Regions from separate parts of the Homo sapiens genome. Here region 1 is linked to region 2. A link is a loop called in an ENCODE intact Hi-C map of the cell type or tissue named here. Cell type or tissue: B cell. All regions are shown on one strand. Each heading gives the region's core, and the rest is flanking DNA. Links, peaks and the distances in the headings are about the cores only.

Region 1 (4,000 bases), core at 1-4,000, 140 kb before region 2:
TGGGTTCAGTGGTGGGCACCTGTAGTCCCAGCTACTGAGGTGGGAAGATCACTTGAGCCCAGGAGATCGAGGCTGCAGTGAGCCACGATCATGCCACTGCACTCCAGCCTGGGTGACAGAGCGAGAACCTGTCTTAAAAAAAAGAATAAATATTTGCTGAATGAATGCATGAATAAATGAATGAATAACGGCACACATTACATCGTATTGTGACGGTTTGTTCCTTGAGGACAGGAATTGCATCTTACTCAAGTTCACATGTCACCACCCACTTCCCAGACTAGCAGACTTTATGTCTTAGTGAACACTCACTGAATACATGTATGGAACAAGTTATACCTTTAACCAAAGCTTCTCTCTTCAAAGCTGAAACAATTGAACGAAACTGTGGGTGAGTTTTATCTCCCAGGGAAAGAGCATACGCAGAAATGGCCAATGTAAAGGTGCTCTGGGCTGGCAGTGTATTTTCAAGCAGAAAGTTGTCAGCTTTAATTAGAGCTGTGTCGATTTTCTGGAAACAAGAGAAGATACTTCAGTTTCTATGTCAAGCAACCACCTATCAATTGATATGAACTACCCTCAGATCCCACTATCCTGGAGCAAGCAATATGGGGGTGAAAAGAGGACTGACCTAATGGAAATGGATGGCTTCTCAGTGAAGCAAATCCCTCCGAGAGAAGGAGCAGAGCATAATCTTGGAAGGGACAATGAGGTTGTCCAAATCAGGTTAAGCTTTTTGCCTCTGAATTCTCACTTTCCTTTTAGAGGTTTTGTGCCTTTAGTTTCTGAGTACACCGTCAGACCTAGCCTCCAGGAAGAAAAGGCACCGAGCATAGACACAATTTCTTTTTTTTTCTTTTTTTTTGAGACGGAGTCTCGCTCTGTCGCCCAGGCTGGAGTGCAGTGCTGCGATCTCGGCTCACTGCAAGCTCCGCCTCCCAGGTTCACGCCATTCTCCTGCCTCAGCCTCCGGAGTAGCTGGGACTACAGGCGCCCCGCCACCACGCCCGGCTAATTTTTTTTTTTTGTATTTTTGGTAGAGACGGGGTTTCACCGTGTTCGCCAGGATGGTCTCAATCTCCTGACCTTGTGATCCGCCCGCCTCGGCCTCCCAAGTGCTGGGATTACAGGCGTGAGCCACTGCACCCGGCCCATAGACACAACTTTTATTGTTCCCTCTCAGCGTAGTTGCAACAGGCACACAGGTTCAAAAGGAGTTACACTTAAAAAAATAAATAAATAAAACAATAAGTAGCAGAAAGAAACCCTAACTGCCACAGTACTTTTAGATCCTAAGAATGCCTGGGTAAATAGTCCCGATCACTAGTCCTGACGCCACCAAAATGGTTGTGTTGGGCAAGTGGGCCAGCAGAAAGCCTGCTGCGATGCTGCTAACATCCTGCCTGCCTCCTCTCCCAGCTCCACATGCATCTCTCACCCATGTGGCCACTAGGTGCCTGGGAACTAGTCTTCATTGATTATTTTGTCTTGTTAAGCTTCTGAAACAAACTGAAAACAAATGGTTTTGTTTTGTGCTTCCAGTTTTGCAAATCCACTTGAGATTTTCCATCTCAACCTTGGAAATCTTCTATGTTGATTTACTTAGGTGGCTCATCACTTTTCTCCCGTTTCCAAGCAAATGTTGTTTGGAAGGATTTGGAGGATACACATTTGCTGTTGTGTATCCTCAGTACTTGCATGATACAGAATGCTTTCACTATAGGATAACAGTAACATATAAAGCAGGATTTAGCAAAGATAAGACAGAGAAGCTGGGGGCACTGGATCATTCTTCCATCCCAGTCCCAGCTATCAGTTTTAGACCCAGCTCTACAATTTATTAGCCTGTGACACTGGGAAACTGAATTCACCTTACTTAGTCCTCAGCTTTCTCAACTGCCGATGAGTAGGTTGGACTAGGTGGTCTCTAATATCTATCATTGTTCTGAAATCTTTCAATTCTGGAGTTTAAGTTATTTTCAAGTTATTGGAAAGAAGGAAAAGAAGCTTTTGAAACAAAAGGTCTTCTGATTGGTGGCCCCTCCAGTATATAGTACAGAAATAGATGATGGGTGTGAGAGAAAGAAAACTCTTACTTACCACCAGGGGGCATATATCGAAAGCCTTTCTAATTCCAATCACAGTAAAGGCTGTAAGATATAAGCTGTTCTCTCGGGCTTCAACAGGCAAGGTACCCTAAAAAGAAGCAATGTTTTAAAAGGGGAGTGAAATGGTGTCTTTAAGGCGAAATGACCTGATTCTACTCTGTTTTTTGTTTGTTTGTTTGAGATGGAGTCTCACTCTGTCACCCAAGCTGGAGTGCAATGGCTTGATCTTGGCTCACTGCAACCTCCGCCTCCCGGGTTCAAGCCATCCTCCGGCCTCAGCCTTCTGAGTAGCTGGTACTACAGGCGTGCACTACCACGCACGGCTAATTTTTGTATTTTTAGTAGAGACGGGGTTTCACCATATTGACCAGGCTGGTTTTGAACTCCTGACCTCATGATCCGCCCGCCTTGGCCTCCCAAAGTGCTGCAATTACAGGCGTGAGCCACCGCACCTGGCCTCTACTCTGTGTTTTAAGCCTTATCTCCCACTCTTTCCCTTCCTGCTTCCCATTTCTCAATAAGCCCTGGGTCTATCTCGCTTGAGTGCTTTCACTTGCCCATCTACCTCCACCCCGTTAAACGAGAGGTCTAAGATATCACTTCTCTGATCTCTAGTGAACTGTCTGAAGATCGCTTCACTTCAGATATTATGGGAAAGACCTTTGTATATTTTGCTTGTTCACAAAGGAATTTCTTGCAGAATTACATTTTTTTCTTCTTCTTCTTCATCCTCCCATAATCAGATGAGAATAAAACTCAAACTAAATAAAACTATTGCTAATTTGTGCATTTGGTTTCCTTACCTGTAATTTTATTGGTTGATACTGTGAATTTTCCTTGAAAGATCCATTATCTAATTGATAATTCTCAACTAGCCACAATAAAGAATTACAAATTGAATTTTGGTTCTGCTCTACGTATTTATTTACTTGTCCAAGTACTCTTAAAGCAAAAGCTGTTAACCTTTAAGACAAAATCAAATAAATAAATATTTAGAACGCTGAATCCCTTTTGACTTTCAATTAATTTATACAACTTTATTCTTTAAAAGAAAATAACATTTTAAAACATGCAATTCCAAAGTAAGTCATCATTTTACAAAGGAAGGGAAGATTTTTGGAATACCTCCAAAACATTCGGTAAACAAATGTGAACAGCACATCTTCTGTGATTACAACATTGTCCGCTAGCACACAAGCTAAAAATTGATTCCTGATGATAAGAATTACACTCTAAAGTTAAAGATAACAGAGATAAAATAAATAGTTTTGAGTCAAGGCATTGACCTATGAACATGAGACATGAAAGAGTAAATCACAAAATTCTAGATTGTAAAATTTGTGCATTCCATGGAATCTAAATTCCTATCTGAGGCCCCAAGTCCCCTTTCCCAATGTCCCTGGAGTGTTTATCTCACTTGTCCTTGAGTGCTGCCATTGACACAGAACTTACTACCCCACAGGAAATTTTAATGATCATTATTACTTAGTCAAAAAGCAATTTCAAGTCTCTACTAATACCCATCGAAGAGTATCAGAGAGGATTGGGTTCATCCCCCCATAACATCTCTTCACTCTCTCAGTCGCCCAGGAGGCTCCACTCCCCAGGTCCTCAAATGTCTGAGACTCAGACCACTTGACTTGCTCTCCCACTTCCCCCACTTAAAAAATTTGTGTTTCTTTTTCATTTTCATTTTTTAAATGTATTTTAAGCATTTTTTTAAAGAGGTAAAACCCTCACATGATTCAAAAATCCAAAAGTGAAGCCTGGGCGTCATAGTGAGACATTGTCTCTACAAAAAATGCAAAACATTAGCCAGATGTGGTGGCAGGCACCTATAGTCTCAGCTACTTGGAAGGCTGAGGTGGGAGAATTGCTTGAGCCCAGGAGGT
Region 2 (6,740 bases), core at 1,110-5,109:
TGCCGGAAAGCAGAAGGAGATTAAGGACCTGCAAATAGCCATAGATAGCCTGGATTCCAAAGACCCAAAACATGTGAGTAAATTAAGAAATTTTGACTTGTTCTGTCTACATATTACATGTCTCATCATTGTTAGCATCAGAGTCCAGAGTCCTTTCTGAAAGTCTGTTTTAGTTTGATGTACAAATTTAAGTGATATATACATACAGTCAGCCCTCCATATCCATGGGTTCTGCATCTGTGGATTTAACCAACTGCAGATCACATATATTAGGAAAAAAAAGGATGGTTGTGTCTGTACTGAACATGTACAGACTTTTTTTCATTTGTCATTATTCCCTAAACAAGACAGTATAACAACTATTCACATAGCATTTATACTGTATTAGGTATTATAAGTAATCTAGAGATGATTTTAATATATAAGAGGATGTCCATAGGTTAAATACAAATATTATGCTATTTTATAGAAGGGACTTGAGCATCAGTGGATCTTGGTATCTGCAGGGAATCCTGGGATGAATCCCCCATGGATACTGAAGGAAAACTGTACATATATGTGTGTATATATAATGTATGTATGTGTATATATATGTGTATTATACATAAATATATGTGTGTGTGTGTGTGTGTGTGTGTGTATACACACACATATATGGAATGTGTATGTCTAAAACAAAACAACCTAGGGCTTGAAGAAGGTAGCTTTCAGTAAATGATGGCCGCATGGTATATTTATTTTTTTTTAAGTGGTTGAATTTCATTGTATTGCAGAGCAAGGGAGATTTGCTCCTTACCTTTCTCTCTCCTTGCCTTTTTTTCATCTTTCTTTCTCTCTCTCTCTCTCTTTTTTTTTTTTTTGCTCTGTCGCCAGGCTGGAGTGCAGTGGCGCAATCTCCGCTCACTGCAACCTCCGCCTCCCAGGTTCAAGCGATTCTCCTGCCTCAGCCTCCCGAGTAGCTGGGACTACAGGCACCCACCACCACGCCTGGCTGATTTTTGTATTTTTAGTAGAGACAAGGTCTCACCATGTTGGCGAGGATGGTCTTGATCTCCTGACCTTGTGATCCACCCACCTCAACCTCCCAAAGTGCTGGGATTACAGGCGTGAGCCACCATGCCCTGCCGAAGCGATTCTCCTGCCTCAGCCTCCTGAGTAGCTGGGATTACAGGCGCGCACCACCACACCCAGCTAATTTTTGTATTTTTGGTAGAGATGGGGTTTCTCCATGTTGCTCAGGCTGGTCTCAAACTCCTGACCTCCTGATCTGCCTACCTTGGCCTCCCAAAGTGCTGGGATTACAGTCATGAGCCACCATGCCCAGCCCTTCATCTTTCTTAAGAGCAGAAAAAGCTGAAGGGGGTTGCGAGTCCTTTTTCTACCTCTTCTATTTAATCCTTTTTGCAAATTTTCCACTGAACGTATTTGTTTTTTCATACTGTTTTGTTTTGTCCTTAAAAAAGGAAACATTCTCTGGAATGTTTCTTCCTGAGATATGGCTAGATATGGTCAGGTGGCTGGATACAGCCAGGCTCTTGTCTCTGTCTCTACTCTAAGAAGTTGTACTAATTGCTTATATTTTAGCTAATATTCCTAAAATACAAGGAAAAATATCTTCTACATATTCTCCTGGTATACCTTGAATAATAGGGGTTTTTTTTTTAAAGAACTTTAAGATCTCTGGATTAATAGAAATCATAGAATTTAACATAGTAAGGATATTGTAATTGCTTTAAGTACTTGACAAGTTGTTTAACTGTTCCTTTAAGCATTTTAGTACATATCATATATATTTTTTTGTGGGCCAGCTAATTTCAATAAAGGATAACCTTATGACAGATATAAGGTCTTTTCTAACAAAAGCCTAAAAATTGAAACCAAGGTATTAATATTGAAACCAAAAGTAGTCTTGATTATTTTAAATAATTTTGAGGAAAAATGGGGTATTTTAAGTAATGTATAATGTGGTCAATAATATCTTACTTTATTGCATATGTTTGTTCAATCTCCCACCCATGTAAGGTCCCTGAAGACATGAACTCTATCCTACTGGTATCCGTATCCCCAGGGACCAACCAGCCCTATGTTTATGAATGCTTGCATTGTGGAAGGGAGGAAGGAAGCAGCTTATAGATCCTACCCAAAACTCCTTTGCTTCCCCTTCCAGTTCTGTGATCTATGAGTCTAATTAGTAGCTGGATTATGTGTTTGCTTTCAACAAATGACTGTTATATTTCTGGCGGACAGAGAGTTCAATTCCCACTGGATTTCTGTAGAGAATTATACATGGAAAGGAGGTAAATGAGACATGGGAATGGCATCCAAGTTTTGAAGTTAGCTAAAATCAACCTGTGCAGTGGGGATGAAACATACAAACCAGATTTGAATTTCCTTTTTAATTTTATTAAAATTACTAATAGTTCTTAAGTTTGCAGCCTTAGTCCTAGCATCAGAGGACATCTCTTTTAAGTTTATCCAGCGGGAACATCTTTTTCTGATTCACAAAGTTTCATATTGGCTAGTGTTTGGCATCCCATTTTAGGCTACAAAATGTGAGCCTTTAAGCAGAAGAGAAATAATCAAGAGTGAGATGCCTGCATATTTTTCTATAGATATAGGTAGACTTTTATTTAATTAATTTTTATGTAATCAGATGAAGTATCTTTCTGAATAGCCAATAGAATTTAAAAGTAAAAGCTTCACTTTGATGAGATATTATAGAAAGCAACATATTAAGTGCCCACAATGTGTCATACATTGTGCTGTATTTTCCATGTTCTGGTGAGGAACTTTTATTAACATCTATCCATTTTTCTTTCAATTTGCAGAGGATGAAAATGTGATATAGAAATATTAAGTGAATTGCCCCTAAGTTATTGTTTTAGAAAGAGGTGGAGCCCTTGCTTATGCTACCACAATGACCCTCTCTTCACAAAGCAATTAAAGGTCTAAAGAGATTATTTTAAAATTAGCTCAGAACTAAGCCTAGGCAGGTTTTCAGCAAATATAAGCATTTAACTAGGTTTCAAATTCACAGACTATTTTAGTTATAAAATTATTCATAGAAGCACAAATTATCACCGGAGCAAACATAATGAAGATTTGTATTGCTTTTCTCTATTGGGAAATGTCCTATTGGAAGCAAAAGGTAACTGTTCGCTAGAGGGAACGAGCTGTAGTGATCTGTTGCAAAGTTTGGGCGTGATTGGCCCCTGGGAGCTTCCTGTGTTATGATTTAACTCGCGGAGGGTGGGGCCTGCCCGCAGAGGCTGCTGGTGATTGGATGGGCGGGGCCGCCGCTCACTCTTGGCCAAGAATGTGGTTTGAGGCTCTGCGAAGTTACAGAGGCTCGGAGGCGCTTGCAAAAATGTGGCTGTCAGAGAGGGAAGTGCACATGAATTTGAAGACAGCATTAGAAAGCGTTCCGCCCACAGTTTCTCTGTTCTCAACGGCTCAGTTTTAACAGGATAAATTTTAAGTTAAGGTATGATATTTTTTCTCTCTCTGTACAAAGGACTTAAAAGGAGGAGGAGTCAGAGATGTAAGTTCCTGTTTTTACAATAACTCTTTTGTGAGCTCCACCGTGGTGTAAATCGCAGAATCTACTTTTGTTCCCATGTATTTAATGTACACCATTGGCATATTGAACCAGATTTTTATCCTGCGTATAAAGGTTTTGGTGGAATTTTTAATGGTGAATTTTAAAGATTTATTGATATGAGTGCAGTCTTTTAAGAAATTATTTCTTGAGCCATAAAAACCCGAAATTTACTTAGAATGTAAGCTGTTATATGTAGTTAACTTTTCAGAAAGATTTCAAATGGGTATTTTGGGAGTGTAGGGAAAAGAGTTTGCAAAATACCATAAAGCTTTACCAGTAGTAAATTAAAAACCTTCCAGTTAAGCTGCCACTCTTTTGTTCATCAGAAATGAAGAGACGTTTCTTTCTTGTATTTGGGGTAAGCAAATACATAAAATTGAGTAATATTCTTTTATAATCACATGGGTCTTAGACTTGAGATCATTGGTGTTCATTTTTCTGACTGATACAGTTCCCTCTTTCGATAACTTTCTCTTCATTTATTGTTGTATTCCTCTGATCCTGTGGGTACCAACTTAAGAGTCATGAAGGTGTGAGTGGGAGGGCAAAGGTTCTCTGGGGAATTATTTTGTCTCCATATGAACAGTTGCCTCAGGAGACATGCAAGTCATTTGATGGATCTGAAATTCAGTTTTCTCATGTTTAAAAGGAAGGGTTAGACTAGATCATTGGCTCTCGATTTGCTTTCCCTAGCACACCTGAGAAATACAATCCATTCTTTTCAGTTAACAGTAGTTCCCTGATGCCATGACTTCAGGGTGCGGGAGGGTGTGTGGGTGTGTGAAAGCTCTGTTTTCCACCATGGGTTAAGTGTAGTTGTAGAGGGGTATACCTCCTTAGGGCCCTCCATTTTGAGACTCACCGGGCTAAGTGGTCTTTGAGGTCCCTGTCAGCTCTCAGTTTATTGAAAAGCCAAATGTTTGTTTGTGTAAGAGATTGAAAGTGAATTTGAATTTCAAGTATTTTATCTATTTCATACCTCTATTTTCTTCTAAGAAACCTTTTTTAAAAAGTAGATTTAATTTTTTTATTAAAAAGGCATTACTTATCTACTATAAAAGTTTTTTAAATATAAAAATACTCATTACAAAAGGAAAAAATCCCCATGTAATCCTTCCACCCAGGTATAATTCTTGTTAGCATTTTGGGATATAGTTTTTAAGTCTTTTTCTATAGATATATGCCATAACCAACTAATTTTGGAAACCTTTTTTAAAAGACACATTTTAGGCTGGGCACGGTGGCTCATGCCTGTAATCCCAGCGATTTGGGAGGCCAAGGCCGGCAGATCACTTGAGGTCAGGAGTTCCAGATCAGCCTGGCCAACATGGTGAAACTCCCGTCTGTACTAAAAAAAACAACAAAAAGTAAAAACAAACAACAACCTGGGTGTGGTGGCCCGCACCTGTAGTCCCAGGTACTTGGGAGGCTGAGGCAGGAGAATTGCTTGAACCCAGGAGGCGGAGGTTGCAGTGAGCTGAGATCGTGCCTCTGCACTCTAGCCTGGGTGATGGAGTCAGACTCCATCTCAAAATAAATAAATAAATAAATAAAAAAGAGAGAGAGAGACAATTTAATGCAACGCAAATAACACTGACCTACCTAGCTGTGCCCTTGGAAAAACCACTTAACCTCTTTGATCCTCAGTTTTCTCACCTGTAAAGTGGAAATGATTTCCGTATCAAGTTATCCTGAAATTTAAATGAAAACTACCCATGTGAAAACAATATAGGGCCTGACACAAATAGATGCAAATTATTATATTTATTTTCTATTCTTCCTTTAAAAATGTTGTTAAGGGTTATTACTTTTAAAGGAGTTTAAGGAACTTGGAGTTTTGTTGATTTTTTTTTTTAATTCAGTCCCATATGAAGGCTCAAAAGAGCGGTAAAGAACAACAGCTTGACATTATGAACAAGCAGTACCAACAACTTGAAAGTCGTTTGGATGAGATACTTTCTAGAATTGCTAAGGAAACGGAAGAGATTAAGGACCTTGAAGAACAGCTTACTGAAGGTAAGACTTTCAGTATGATTTAAGGTAAATCAGTGTTATTGCTGGTAAAAGAAACATTATAAAGACAAGCATTAATCCAGATAGTAGCTAAATACAGTTCACCTATTAGTACTAGTATTTGATAGGGAAATATTTACAGGATACCCAAAAGTAGTTAATGCAATTTTAAGAGTTTTGTTTTTGTTTTGTTTTGTGGCATTGATGCCTAGTGAGTCAGGTCATTCCAGTCAGTAGGCCAGAAGTCAATACGTGATCATGATAAGCTCTGGCATGTGATTGTCTATGACATAAAATCCATTCAGGAGCAAAGCACCCATTGGCATCAGGGAATTCAGTGTCTGGTTATAAGAAGAAAGAGTTTTAGGATCTAGTTTTGCAATGCTGATTTAAACTGCGACATATCCATAATAGTGGAAAAGGAAGACAATAGGCCATAGTGGTTTTTACACATAGGGCTCAGTGTAAAAAGATCCTGCTCTCTGTTTTGCTACTGTCAGCTGTGTCGCCTTGGACAAGTTGTTTTTATCTCAATCATTAGTTGTTGGGAGAATTAAATGAGCTAGTATTCATAGGCCAGGAGTGGTGGCTCACGCCTGTAATCCTAGCACTTTGGGAGGCTGAGGCGGGCATATCATTTGAGCCCAGGAGTTCGAGATCAGCATGGGCAACATGGCGAAACCCCGTCTCTACAAAAAAAAAAAAAAAAAATTAGCCAGGCGTAGTGGTATGTGTGCTTGTGGCACCATCTGCTTGGGAGACTGAGGGTGGAGGATCACCTGAGCTCAGGGAGGTTGAGGCTACAGTGAACCGTGATTGTGCCACTGCACTCCAGCCTAGGTGACAGAGTGAAACTTTGTCTGAAAAAAAAAAAAAAAGAGAGAGATAGTGTTCATAAAGTTCCTGGCACATAGTGCGTATCCAGTACTGTACATGGGATGTGTGTGTTTGTGTTCTAAGTGTTTAGGTTACACATTTATGTTGCCAGTCTTGGATTCATCTTATATACTAGGTGGTCTTGTTCTTTGTATTTAGCAGCAAGAACTCACAGTTTTGGTACATATTTTTTATTTTATTTGTAAATTAAACTTTTTTTTTTTTTTTGAGACGGAGCCTCGCTCTGTCA

What was found. Hi-C counts contacts between places; a loop is a spot of excess contacts. Peaks named below come from ENCODE experiments on the same cell type or tissue, not always from the same donor. Only the 100,000 strongest peaks of a DNase experiment are listed, where the experiment ranks them.
Region 1: a loop joins it to region 2, with 5 times the contacts of the local background. A loop is called at or near these places in 6 of 110 quality-filtered maps.

The regions. Positions count from the first base shown.
Region 1 is chr9:120,979,744-120,983,743 of GRCh38, forward strand. C5 (complement C5) reads right to left here. Exons shown (of 41, transcript NM_001735.3): 26 at 2,912-3,071; 27 at 2,101-2,196; 28 at 340-511. Among named protein-coding and RNA genes, the nearest start is that of C5-OT1, 29 kb to the left of the region's middle. RefSeq lists an enhancer at 3,847-3,996. In B cell, for the core only: CTCF peaks have their summits at 2,118 (motif pointing right) and 2,317; a DNase peak (open chromatin) is centred at 2,118.
Region 2 is chr9:121,118,468-121,125,207 of GRCh38, forward strand. CNTRL (centriolin) reads left to right here. Exons shown (of 44, transcript NM_007018.6): 12 at 1-73; 13 at 5,464-5,617. Among named protein-coding and RNA genes, the nearest start is that of CNTRL, 47 kb to the left of the region's middle. RefSeq lists enhancers at 2,948-3,449, 3,324-3,373, 3,404-3,603. In B cell, for the core only: a CTCF peak has its summit at 3,301; DNase peaks (open chromatin) are centred at 3,304 and 4,124; H3K4me3 peaks cover 2,244 bases; H3K27ac peaks cover 3,389 bases.